Regions from separate parts of the Homo sapiens genome. Here region 1 is linked to region 2. The links are chromatin contacts, found by Hi-C or POLR2A ChIA-PET in ENCODE. All regions are on one chromosome and are shown on one strand. The core of a region is the stretch at or near the end of the contact, and the rest is flanking DNA. Distances in the headings are between cores, read along the strand shown.

Region 1 (6,289 bases), core at 3,164-5,663, 44 kb after region 2:
GCACTCCAGTGTGGGTGACACAGTGAGACCCTGTCTCAACAACAACAAAAAAAAAAAAAGGAAAGAAAAGAAAAGAAAAATTTTCCTTCTTTTCCTAAACAGCTTACATGGCAATGGATTTGGAGATCCAAGGCTTAACCTTCAGGTCCCCAGCAGGGCCTCCCACTTAACCTGTACCTTCCATGTCTCTTCACTATGCCAGGTTTACTGTCAGGTGCAACAGAGTCTTTGCCCACGGATTCTGCCAAACCATGCACTTGGCTGTGGTTTCAACAGATAATCTCTGAAGACAGTAGGAATATCAATTATCCATTCACACACAGCCTAATTAGATGACAAGGCATTTGGCTACCTTCAGAGAGTCATAGCTACACCCATCATTTGCCTGGGCTTCCATGGATTTATTTCTTCACTTTGATTTCAGAGCACTGGGCAGAACTCATGTCACCACGTGCATAAGTCTTTACACAAATTAACTTTCAACATTTAATGATCAAAAACAGAGAGATGTTACAATTAGTGAACAAAACTGTAGGTATAAAATCTAGACACTCAAACCATATGATTGTGTTAACAGAATTATCCAAACTTCCAAATCAGAAACTTTTGTAGTAATCAAATATGTCCCTCCATTGGAAATTTGCTCTCTCTGGTACCTACTCTATTGTAAAAGTAAACAATGCAATTCTGATCTTTCTAATGACAATTTAGTACTTTACAATTTCTGTCCAGAATCCTCTTTAAAGAAAATATTGTCTGAACTCCTCAAACTAGATAGGATATGATAGAAATAGCCAAACATCTAAAGAGACTAAGAGGTTGTGTGAAGACAAATGCATACGAGATTGTCCTTCATTCAAATGCTCCAATCACAGCACTTCAGGAAAAGTACACATTTATAGAGACAAAGCACCAGAATCATGAATAAAGCCAGTATTCCTGGGAGGTTGCGGGCAATGGGGGAGGATGAAGAGAATTATCTCCCTTACCAGTTTTCAAACCTAAGTAGACAAAAATGCCTTTCTACACCACACACCTCCGCCCTCCCTTGCATTGCCATGCCCTGCCTTCGGTGACATTTCAGGATGTAGGACAAGAGCCAAAGAAATTCTCACAGTAAATATTTAAGAGAGCAAACCTTGGAAATACAAAGTTCCCATGCACATCAACTCTGACTAGAAAGGCAAGTTTTTATAGCGATGACTAACAGCTTCTGATCTGTCATCATCTCAGAGTTTAAGATACATGTAGTGTCAATAGAACACAGTTAAAACTACCATTGAGTGATTTCCTGTATTCTGTCACTCTAGTACCCTCCTCCCGTGGCTTCCTCTATTCCCTAGGTGCCTCTCACCAGCTGTTTTTCTGATATTCTGTACTGCGTAAGGTGATTTTATGAATAGGCTAGCCTTCATTTCTCCTTTTTTGTAATGGTGCTCAACTTCCTTTTTGAGGATGTAGATCAGTCCTATGGCTAGAGGGCTTGTGGGACTGTTAATTAAGTTTCCTTGACCTTGAGCAATAAAGGGCATCTAACCCAAGAGAAGCCAGTAGGCTTTCAGGACTCTGAATCTTGATTGAAATGCCTGAATCTTGAGTGAAATGCTATATAAGGAAAGGAAAATCTGCGGAGTTTATGGATCCCCATGAAAGTGCACTGAAGAGACCTCTGTCAGTCCTACTACGTTGACCTCCTAGAGATACCGAAGCCTGGTTTCTCCAACCTTCCACGTTTGTGAGCTAACCCAGTAAATTATTTTGTTAAGTTATCGGTACTCATTTCTTTACCTGCAGCTGAATAAATATATTGTGAGTATGCAGTAATTTCAAGTTGATTATTTTAACCATCCATACCCCACTTGGTTCCATTTGGGACAAAGGTAAAGCTGAGGAATATTGTTGATGACCATAGAATATAAGAAATATAGATGTGCCATATCTATTTTTATGAAAATTTCTTATTATCCTCCCTTCTTCATATCTTATGATCTAATATGATACATTCCCTTATTTGGCACTCTTTTTCATAAAAATTCCAAATTAACTAAAACTTCCACTAAGCCCATTTATCCTAATGTTTATAGAAATGCAGCAAGATAAAAGTGGTCTTAAAAATTAGCTGGGTGTGGTGGCATGCACCTGTGGTCCCAGCTACTTGGGAGGCTGAGGCAGGAAGATAGCTTGAGCTGAGGAGGTGAGCCATAACAGTGAGCCATGATTATGCCACTGTTCTCCACCCTGGGCAACAGATCAAGATGCTGTCTCAAAAAGAAAAAAAAGAAGAAAGTGGTCTTTATTCAAAATGTTCTTGATCACTTACATTTAAGTTATATTGCACTAGCTACTAAGGGAGACCAGAAGGCATATAAGGTATGGTCCCTGACCTCAGGAACTCTTTTAACTCACTTAGGAAGGTAAGATATGTGTACATGGGAAGGTGTGTCCACGTGGAAAGGTATGTGCAAAAGAGTACGTACACGATTGGGTGCCATACAAGTGGATGGATATTAAATGTTTAGGAGTCGAAGGAAATGAAAGCACTCAAGATGGGAGCAGGAGTGGAAGGGCCTCATAAAGTAGGTTAGTTGTGAAGAACAATGAAGGGATTCATAGAAGGGCGGCCAAGGCAAGAGGAATAACATGAACATACATGTGTAATCAGGATAGGCCCGATAGGTTTGGTGGAGTTGGAGAGGGCAGTTCTTACAGGGCTCACAGAGCAAAACAAGATTAGAAAAATGGTACTCTCCATGTAAATTCAAGAAAAATGTGTTTCAAGAAGTCTGTGTTTATAACCACAAGAAATAATTGTTTCTACATATTGTAGAATTAATCATTTATATTATCTAAGTGGTGGAATTTTTTTTCCAAAAAAAAAAGGCCAGGCAGGGTGGCTCACACCTATAATCTCAGCACTCTGGGAGGCCGAAGTGGGTGGATCACCTGAGGTCAGGAGTTCCAGACCAGCCTGGCCAACATGGCAAAACCCCGTCTCTACTAAAAAATACAAAAATTATCTGGGCATGGTGGCACGCGCCTGTAATCCCAGCTACTCAGGAGGCTGAGGCTGGAGAATCGCTTGAACCCGGGAGGCAGAGGTTGCAGTGAGCTGAGATCACGCCACTGCACTCCAGCCTAGGTGACAGAGCAAGACTCCATCTCTAAATAAATAAGTAAGTAAATAAATGAATGAAACAAGATCTGTAAGTATCAGAAGGCACTATGTTATTTAGATTTATGATCCATGCATACATTCAACGTTTTGGAGTCTTATTCAAATGTATGAAAATGTGTTTCTAAGAAATAGATATTGTACTACATTCTAGTAAACTATTTGAGAATTTGGAATCTCCTTCAACCAGAGTGTTAACAAACCAGGACTCTGAGTGACCAGACACCTTATAAAACTCAAAATTAGAAACCATTTTGAGAGATCATTTGAAGAACACTAATTTAGGGGCAGTTTTTTTATACTACAGGGTTTAAAGAAGTTTCACAGAATTAATTTGAATTTGAACTTGAACTTGTAAGCATCTTTCTTAACTTTAACTTAAAAAAATTAAATACAGTACATGTATTATGAGCCTCCCTTGGAGGAGAGAGAAGAGCATGAAATAATATTAACCATAAGAAGATATCACTATTCAACAAAATTAGATTATCATTAGTAGAAAGGATAGTATATCTCCTAAAGCCAGAACCTGTTTTGTTTAAGGGGAAAGGAGAGTTGGCAAGTTCTAATCCCTTCCTTCGGGAAACGAAAAAGACTATTGATGAAAGACTACATTTCATTCACAATAAAGCTTTAAGTTCCAGCACCTTCGATTATGTTTAGTTCTGCTCAAATAATGCCAATCCTTTGTTTCTTCAACTCTTTACATTGGCTGAAAATTTCTGCTCTGGATATAGGCTGTCAGAACTGCAGGTGTGACATTTAAGAACACTGAGTATTTCTATCCCTGAAATGTATACATATGCACTATACTAATTTTTGCCAAATACAAAGTGATTTACAAGTATTTAATCTTATTTTCAGCTGACAGTTTCCTGTTGCCTTTGCTCCCTTCCCCAAAATTATCTTTCCCTAATAACCCCCATTTGAGCATTGTCTATAAACATCTCCTTAAAGATTCATAGATAGACTTTTCACTTGAAATATAAAAGGAGGTCAACAGTAGCACATTTTTATTTGAATCTCAATCACTACCGGATTGTCTGGTGCTGAAGCACTTTAAGAGCCTAGAATCCTGTGACTTTATCTTGGGAAAAAAATGGTTGATTCCAGGTTGATTTTGCCTTGATCTAGTTATCTGTGAGGTGAATCAAAAATCTAAATCATGCTGGGTTCCATGACCTTCCTACAGTTACATTTATGACACTTTAAGGCTATAAACCATGGGCGAGGAGGTGGACTGAAACCCTCACATGCTGCTGTGGCAGATGAAAAGGCTGAAGCCACTTTGGAAAAAAGTTTGAGGGGTGGAAATGGGGAATGACTGTTAAAGGGTGCAGGGCTTCTTTGTGGGATGATGAAAACATTTTAAAATTAGATTGTGGTGCAGGTAGCACAACTCTATGAACATGCTAAAAATCACTGAGCTGCACATATTAAATGGATCAGTTTTATCATGTATGAGTTATATACCTCAATAAAGCTGTTAAAATAAAACACTTCAAAAGCTACTGAAAATTATGTTTTAGCTCTGACTCCAATGTAGGTAACAAGTTTTATAAACTAAAAAGCAAACCTGTTCAGCCAGAAGCAGTTGTAATACTGATATCACTCTTTCCCTCAAACAATGACTTTTGTCCCTCCAAACATGTATCATTTATTCTATACCACCTCAGTTTGGGTGAAGGAATCCTGGGAATTGAGAAATAATTAACCAATACCTAAAAACAAACAAAAAAATGTAGGTAAACAAGTCATTCTTTGGGTGTTTTCATGAAATGTAAGCAAAAATGTAGATAACTTTTTGGGAATTCTAAAACAATAGGTACACAAATATATTTAAAACAAACTGAAGCTCCCAATTCAAATACAAATTAATTACATTTCATTTCATGAGACACATAACACAAGTGATCTTATCTCTAGTTCTTGAGTCCGCCTTCTCCATACCACATGTAATATTCTACTTCTACTTTTGCCTTCCCATTTCTTAAGCAATTTCATTTTATACTGTTCAAGGGGTAAAAAGTGCATCTGCGGTCATCAGCTGCAACAGTGTCAACACACTTATAACTGATTTTTATAACAATTTTTAAGTAGGACAGAACTTTAAAGTAAGTCTCCTCTGGGTCAAAGACCTAAACTGTCAAGTAAATCTACTCTCTTTGTTGATTGATGTATTAGCAAATGTCATCATGTTAACACTAACGTAAGTCCTTTAAAAGTTATAGTCACTAGATCAATTTTGTCACTTTCCAATGACGTTTCAAGATGTCAGTGTATCATTTCTCTTCTAAAGTCAAAAAAATATACTTATATATCAACATCAGTTTTTAAGGAAAAGAAAAAGAATCCACCCTGTTGTGCTTCTAAAGTATTAAAACTCTTTGTAAAATCATATTGAGTCATCTTCATTCTGTATGTCTATATATACACACACACACAATTCTATAAGAATTTTCTACGGTTTGAAATAGCTATTCAAGGGGGTGAACTCCAAATAATAATTTTATGTATTATTTATTTATTTATTTATTTATTTTGAGATGGAGTCTCACTCTTTCGCCCAGGCTGGAGTGCAGTGGCGTGATCTCGGCTCACCGTAAGCTCCGCCTCCCAGGTTCACGTCATTCTCCTGCCGCAGCCTCCCAAGTAGCTGGGGCTACAGGCGCCCGCCACCACACCCGGCTAATTTTTTTGTATTTTTAGTAAGACGGAGTTTCACTGTTAGCCAGGATGGTCTTGATCTCCTGACCTCGTGATCCGCCTGCCTCTGCCTCCCAAAGTGCTGGGATTACAGGCGTGAGCCACTGCACCCGGCCTTTTAATTTTACTTATTTATTTATTTATTTATTTATTTTGAGATGGAGTCTCGCTCTGTCGCCCAGGCTGGAGTGCAGTGGCGCTATCTCGGCTCACCACAAGCTCCGCCTCCCGGGTTCAGGCCATTCTCCTGCCTCAGCCTCCGGAGTAGCTGGGACTACAGGCGCCCGCCACCACGCCCGGTAACTTTTTTTTGTATTTTTAGTAGAGACGGGGTTTCACCGTGTAAATCAGGATGGTCTTGATCTCCTGACCTTGTGATCCACCTGCCTCGGCCTCCCAAAGTGCTGGGAT
Region 2 (5,577 bases), core at 564-3,063:
GAGTCACCCTGGGTGGGACTGCCAGACCATTTTTTGGCTGGAGGTGCAGCAGTAGAGGTTGGTTTATTGGCTGTGCAGGACCAGAGTCACAGCTGATTATGGGCTCTGGCTCCACACTGCTGGTGTTGTGGCATTCAGTCATCTGTGCGGACTTGTGGAATGAAGCTGGAGCGCCAGTGCTGGAGAGGTGCAGTGGCTGCTCGCCCCTAGAGCAGGGTACATTCAAGGGGTGACTTTGATCTCAAGATGGCACTGTGCTGAGCAGCTTGGTTCACAGAGGCTCGAGGGTAGATAGGGAGTACACACCTTGTGCTCCTAATCTGGGGCAATGCAGCTGAGTGAATCCCCAGCAGCTCTCCAAACTGGGCTCAGGACTTGTGAGGACTGCAGAATTTTCCTGTTGTAAGGACTGTAGCTGTCTGCAGTATCAATGAGGGCTGGTGAGGATCTTCTACTTCCTTTCCCATGCAACAGGAAGTCCCTCCTATCTCTGGGCCAATCTGATCTAGGTGGAGGAGACAGGGCTGCAGACACCAGGTACCTCCACACTGCCCTCCTAGACTTCCAATCACCACAGGTGTATCTCCACTGTCCCTCTGTACTCCAGCACTCTCCCTTCAACACTGCAGTCAAATTTTAGCTGTGTATTTCTTTCCTTGGTTCTTTCATGTGGGGTGAAAGAGTGCCAGGCTTCTCCAGTTAGCCATCTTGCTCCCCTAAATCCATTCTTTTGGGAATCTTAATGTGAGTCAGACATGACTGAACTCCACTGGGCCAATGCTGAAGGACCATCCCAGCTCCAGAATTTCCCACAGGAGCTGAAGCTTCTGTTACAACTGCACTGCCATCTAACTTATTCTGATCAGCTCTGGGGCACCAATGAGCTCAAAGAGTACAGGAACCTTGTCTATCTTGCTCATTATATCCTTGGTACCTGGGAGAGTACCTAACACATACTAGGGGCTCACTTAAGAAGTGTTGGATGAATAAGAAATGAAGTACCTCAACCTGTCAGGAAAGAGCCAGACCCCAAATGTCCTAAGATAAGAAGGCATCTTTGTGGTATCTTGACAGTCGAGCAGCCAGTCTTGCCAACACCTTTAGAACTTAAACAGGACGAGACATGGTTTGTGAAGTACCTGTAACAATACTGGGCACATAAAAGGCCTTCAAGAAAGGTGTCTCCCTCCCTCTCTGCTCTGATGACCCTGTGTACTTGGCATTATCTCACCATGTTGGGATTTCGGTTGTCCTCAGTTTCCTGGTGGGAAAGAGACTATGAAACAGAGTTTGCATGCAGGAAGTTTATTAGGGAGTGCTTTCCAGAAAAATGGCTGCTCCGTTGTTGCTAGGGTTCTAAAGTCATTTGGGCTGCCCTTGGCAATGCCCTATTATAGCTGTAGATATTCAGCAGTTTTCAGATTTAAGCTGGAGGAATCACAACTTGCTTTATCACATCAGGAACTTTTCCAGGAAGAAAAAATAATTATATCTTTGTGGCTATGTAGTTTTAGGGTGACCTATCACAGGAAAGCACTTGACCACGGTTAATTATTATGTATTGAAAACATGTTGCTTACCAAAGATTTTAGAATATCTTTTTTTATTAAAAACTGATTAAATTTAAATTTATTTTTTCTTTTTGCAAGGAGAAAGAATAAAAGTAAATGACTCATTAGGACAAGGAATGCATGCAGCAAAAAAACAACTAATGCGGCTGAGCTCCACTAGGAATAGAATCCCAGGAGACCTGGCAAGAAATTGCACTCCCTCAAGAGTAAGTCTCAAAGGCTGGAAAGCAGTGAGGTAAGGGCCCTGAGCCGAAGCCAATTAGTACTCGGTAAACAAATCGGATCATTTTGCTTTCTGCCTAATTTCAGGCCCACCTTCGGAGCAGCTCAGATGAGAGTTCTTAAGAGAAGAAAAAGTTCAAATTCCCATAGCAATTCAATTTACAAAGTGGCTTCTATTTGATTTGTGGAGGAACGGCCTGTGTTTTGTTTTGTGTGAAAGCTTCTGAATGGCAATTCCAAAAAAATGTGCTGAGTCATGAATCCCTAGGGAAAGAAGATTTTGACAAGAACAGGCAAAAGCTGCGACAATTATGTGATTAGGAATAACAGAGGCTCATTATTCTTCCAAATGAAGCCCTTTAATGCAAACATTAACCCTACACCTGTTCCCGGAACACTTGATGCCTCCCTCAGGTACAGAGAAGCAATACATTTAAGAATGACAACGACAAAAATAATAGCTAATATTTTATTGGACATCTACTACATATCAGGTATATATATTGGGAATCTTATTTAATTCCCACAATAGCCCTATGATGTGTTTTATAAATGAGGAAACTGAGGCTCTGAGAGGCTAAATAATTCGCTCACAGTCACCTGGCCACAGGGACTGAGATAGGCAATCTGGTTGTGGAATCACAACCTTAACAAGTATGTACACTGCAGTCCCAAGTATTATCCATGTATTCATAGAGCTCTGATCATTTTAACTGAGTGCGATTAAACTCCTTCCTCAAAGAGGGATTTTACTGACATCCTTCATATACAATTGACTATATAGCAGACGGTCCCAAGATATTTTTTTCTTTTTGAGATGGGGTCTCATTCTGTCACCAAGACTGAAGTGTAGTGGTGCAATCTTGGCTCACTGCAGCCTCCAACTCCTGGGTTCAAGTGACTCTCCTGCCTCAGTCACCTGAGTAGCCGGGATTACAGGCATGTGCTACCACACCTGGCTAATTTTTGTATTTTTAGTTGAGATGGGGTTTCACCATGTTGACCGGGCTGGTCTCCAAATTCTGGCCTCGAGTGATCCACCCACTCAGTCTCTCAAATTGCTGGAATTACAGATATAAGCCACTGTACCCCGCCCAAGATTGTTACTAATGAAGGAGAAAGTGCATGGCACTGCTAATGTAAATCATGTATTTTATGTGTTCAATATAATATTCCTTCTAAGTAAAAGAGAAAATGAGATGTCCTTTGTTTCAAAATGGAGCTCCCCTTTATGTCCTGGAACATCCTGAGTTAGGATAATTCTATACCAACTGCTAAGCACCGAGGCTACCTAAGGTCACTGGACTGGTTGGCTGGCGTAAATGTTTGGTCATGACCTCCCAGTACTGGAACTCCTGGTTCTTGGGAACTGTTCCTCATGAGCCCTTTAAAGGTCGGTGGCTGAACCTTCTTCCCTGCTGACATGATTACCCTACAGAAAATTTTCTCTGTTCACTAAAGGATTGGCTTTAGAGCAACCCTCCTGGCCAGGGCTAATTTCTGAACCATGTTAGAAATTAAAGGGTTTACTTTAATTTCTACAAAGAGAAAAATTTTGCATTTTGATTTTGGAAATTACTTATGCTTTTATAATATGTTGTCCATAGTATTATGACAATTATGTTTTAGATCATAAAATGAGGGTCATAATCTCCATCTCACAAGGTTATTATGAGGGTTAAACAACATAAGCTTGAAACATATTAAGAATTCTATAAATTATTATTAAGAACTAAGACCTGCAGAGTACTCTTTACCACAAGAGGTAAAGCTGATAAACTAGCTTTTTGGAAGGCAATGGTAAAAGTAGCTAAGCATTTTGAATATGCTTTTGTCCAATAACCATGTTCCAGAGTCTGAATTATGCCAGGTAATTTATAGTTTTACATTCAAGTGACATGTCACTATAATTGGGTGGAGAACTAAGAGGAGAAAAAGCAACCAAACTGATGCAAAACAAAGAAAAATATTTTATTGTAACTTAAAATTCATCCCCTAGACAACAGATAACGCCCACATTGGATGTTATTTAGCAGACATAGTGAAGATGCCTTTGGACAATTATCAGCATTGATGAATATGAAGATGTCACATCAAAGTCAAACTTTTTCAGGTTATTGGGTTTCCTGAACATAACTGGCAAAAAGGAACTTTCAACACAACAAGTAGTTTAGTTTTTTTTTTTTTTATGTCACTTATTTTATTTACTAACCTTGACAGGGACTAAAGAATGAGGTACAGAAAACTTTCCAGAAGTCTGAGTGTGGTGTAGAAGTCCAAGACAACTTGGAGCTCCATTATTGCATTATTAAGTAGAATGAACTGTTATGAAATTCTCCATATTCCAGGTTTACTACATAGAAAAGTACTATTTACCTACCTCACAGAGGTATTGTGAGGATTTGTGTTTATAAAGTGCTTCAGGCGCCTTCGAAGAAAGGCAACATACAAGTATAAAATAATCATACAAATTTCAAAATAAATGAAAAGATGATTTTGGCACAATGGGAAGGGTGCCTCCTATTTAAAGAACACTTGGCTATTGGTTTATAAAATCCCCTGACCTCTTGGGTTTTAAAAAAATTATTATTTAAAAGAATAAATGTTTTTCCATTGCCAATCTTATAAAAATTCTCAATCCAGGCTGTGTTATCAGAATCACTTGAAGAGCTCAGTAAAATTATAGATGTTTGGGCAACAGCCTACACCAGCAGAATTAAAAGTTCTATGTGTGATACCCAGGTACCTATATTTTCAAAAAGATCTATAGGGAATTCTGATGCATACCAAAGTTTAAAACCCATTTCTTTAGAAAAAAAATCAATGTATTAAACATTGGAGTTTATCCCAAGGACATTTTTCTTAAGGTTAAATGCAACTGCATAAGGGTATTAATTTCTTATTGCCCTTTTCCATTCCCATATCCCATGCAGACTTAGAGCATGCATAGCACACACACACACACACACACACACTCACGTTTAATTCTGCCCTTGAATTATATTTGATAGTGGTAAAATCTGATAGTAGCAAATAAATGCTTCACTGGGAGGATATGCAAGAACTTGCAGCCCATCCCCACTGTGCCCAAAGCAAATGGATGTTTCCCATTTGCCAGAACGGAATGATTGAGAAATGTGTTTCCAATTTGGAAACAGGTAAAATTAGCACTTCCCAGGAAACATCAGCTGAGTGGATGGCCAAGAAGCAAAAGTGAGCAAGGTTGGAGTGGTCAACCATGAAGAAAGTCTACAGTGACTACTTCTCCATTTGGAGTTCACCCACATCTCAGCAAATACCTTAGGAACTGAAACAGTTGCTCAGTGGGTACCAAACAACATGCGAGTACTTCAGTGAGGTAAATAGAATAATGAAAACTGGTGACTGTAGGTTAAAATATATTTTTTTAAAAAATGACCAATTTGCTCCACTGCAATTCTTAAGGCTGTTTTAGTCGCCACTTTAATTTCCTGGCTGGCTTGAAGTCTTCTGTTTACTAGCAAGTCAAACATAGAGAAGAGAATGATTTATTTCCTAGTGGGCTTCACACATATCTTATCATGATGCTTGCATCACTTTTAAAATAGGAGCAGTCTCTCTAGGTGCCTTGCAGTGGATTAAATGGAGTCGGCAGAGAAATTATACTTCTTTACACAGAGAAAGCCTTCTGAGGCTGGTCAAACTTTTTACAATGTTAAGAACTAGTGAATAACAGCAAAACAGAATAGTCCCATTGATGGTGTGGGGAGGAGAAATAGAAAAAAATACGAGATAGAGGCTACGC

The links. Hi-C counts contacts between places; a loop is a spot of excess contacts on that map. ChIA-PET counts read pairs that join two places held with the same protein, here RNA polymerase II (POLR2A). Pooled maps may share reads with other maps.
Region 1: a loop to region 2 is called in a map of endothelial cell of hepatic sinusoid, with 6 times the contacts of the local background. The contact joins two enhancer-like sites. A Hi-C loop is called at or near these places in 8 of 168 maps with a recorded cell type or tissue (PC-3, astrocyte of the cerebellum, cardiac septum and 5 more), 2 of 37 single-sample maps with no recorded cell type and 1 of 50 pooled maps. POLR2A ChIA-PET finds 5 or more read pairs at or near these places in 4 of 52 experiments (GM12878, MCF 10A, WTC11 and 1 more).

Annotation. Positions count from the first base shown.
Region 1 is chr10:59,687,923-59,694,211 of GRCh38, forward strand. The region is part of intron 1 of SLC16A9 (solute carrier family 16 member 9); the gene reads right to left. Among named protein-coding and RNA genes, the nearest start is that of SLC16A9, 19 kb to the right of the region's middle. Within about 2 kb of position 4,414, at least 2 of the 41 ENCODE cell types and tissues checked have a DNase peak (open chromatin) inside an H3K27ac peak, as active enhancers do.
Region 2 is chr10:59,647,021-59,652,597 of GRCh38, forward strand. It overlaps LOC105378319 (a long non-coding RNA gene), which reads left to right. Exons shown (of 3, transcript XR_945991.3): 3 at 1,650-1,758. SLC16A9 (solute carrier family 16 member 9) reads right to left here. Exons shown (of 6, transcript NM_194298.3): 6 at 3,744-5,577. Among named protein-coding and RNA genes, the nearest start is that of SLC16A9, 60 kb to the right of the region's middle. Within about 2 kb of position 1,814, at least 4 of the 41 ENCODE cell types and tissues checked have a DNase peak (open chromatin) inside an H3K27ac peak, as active enhancers do.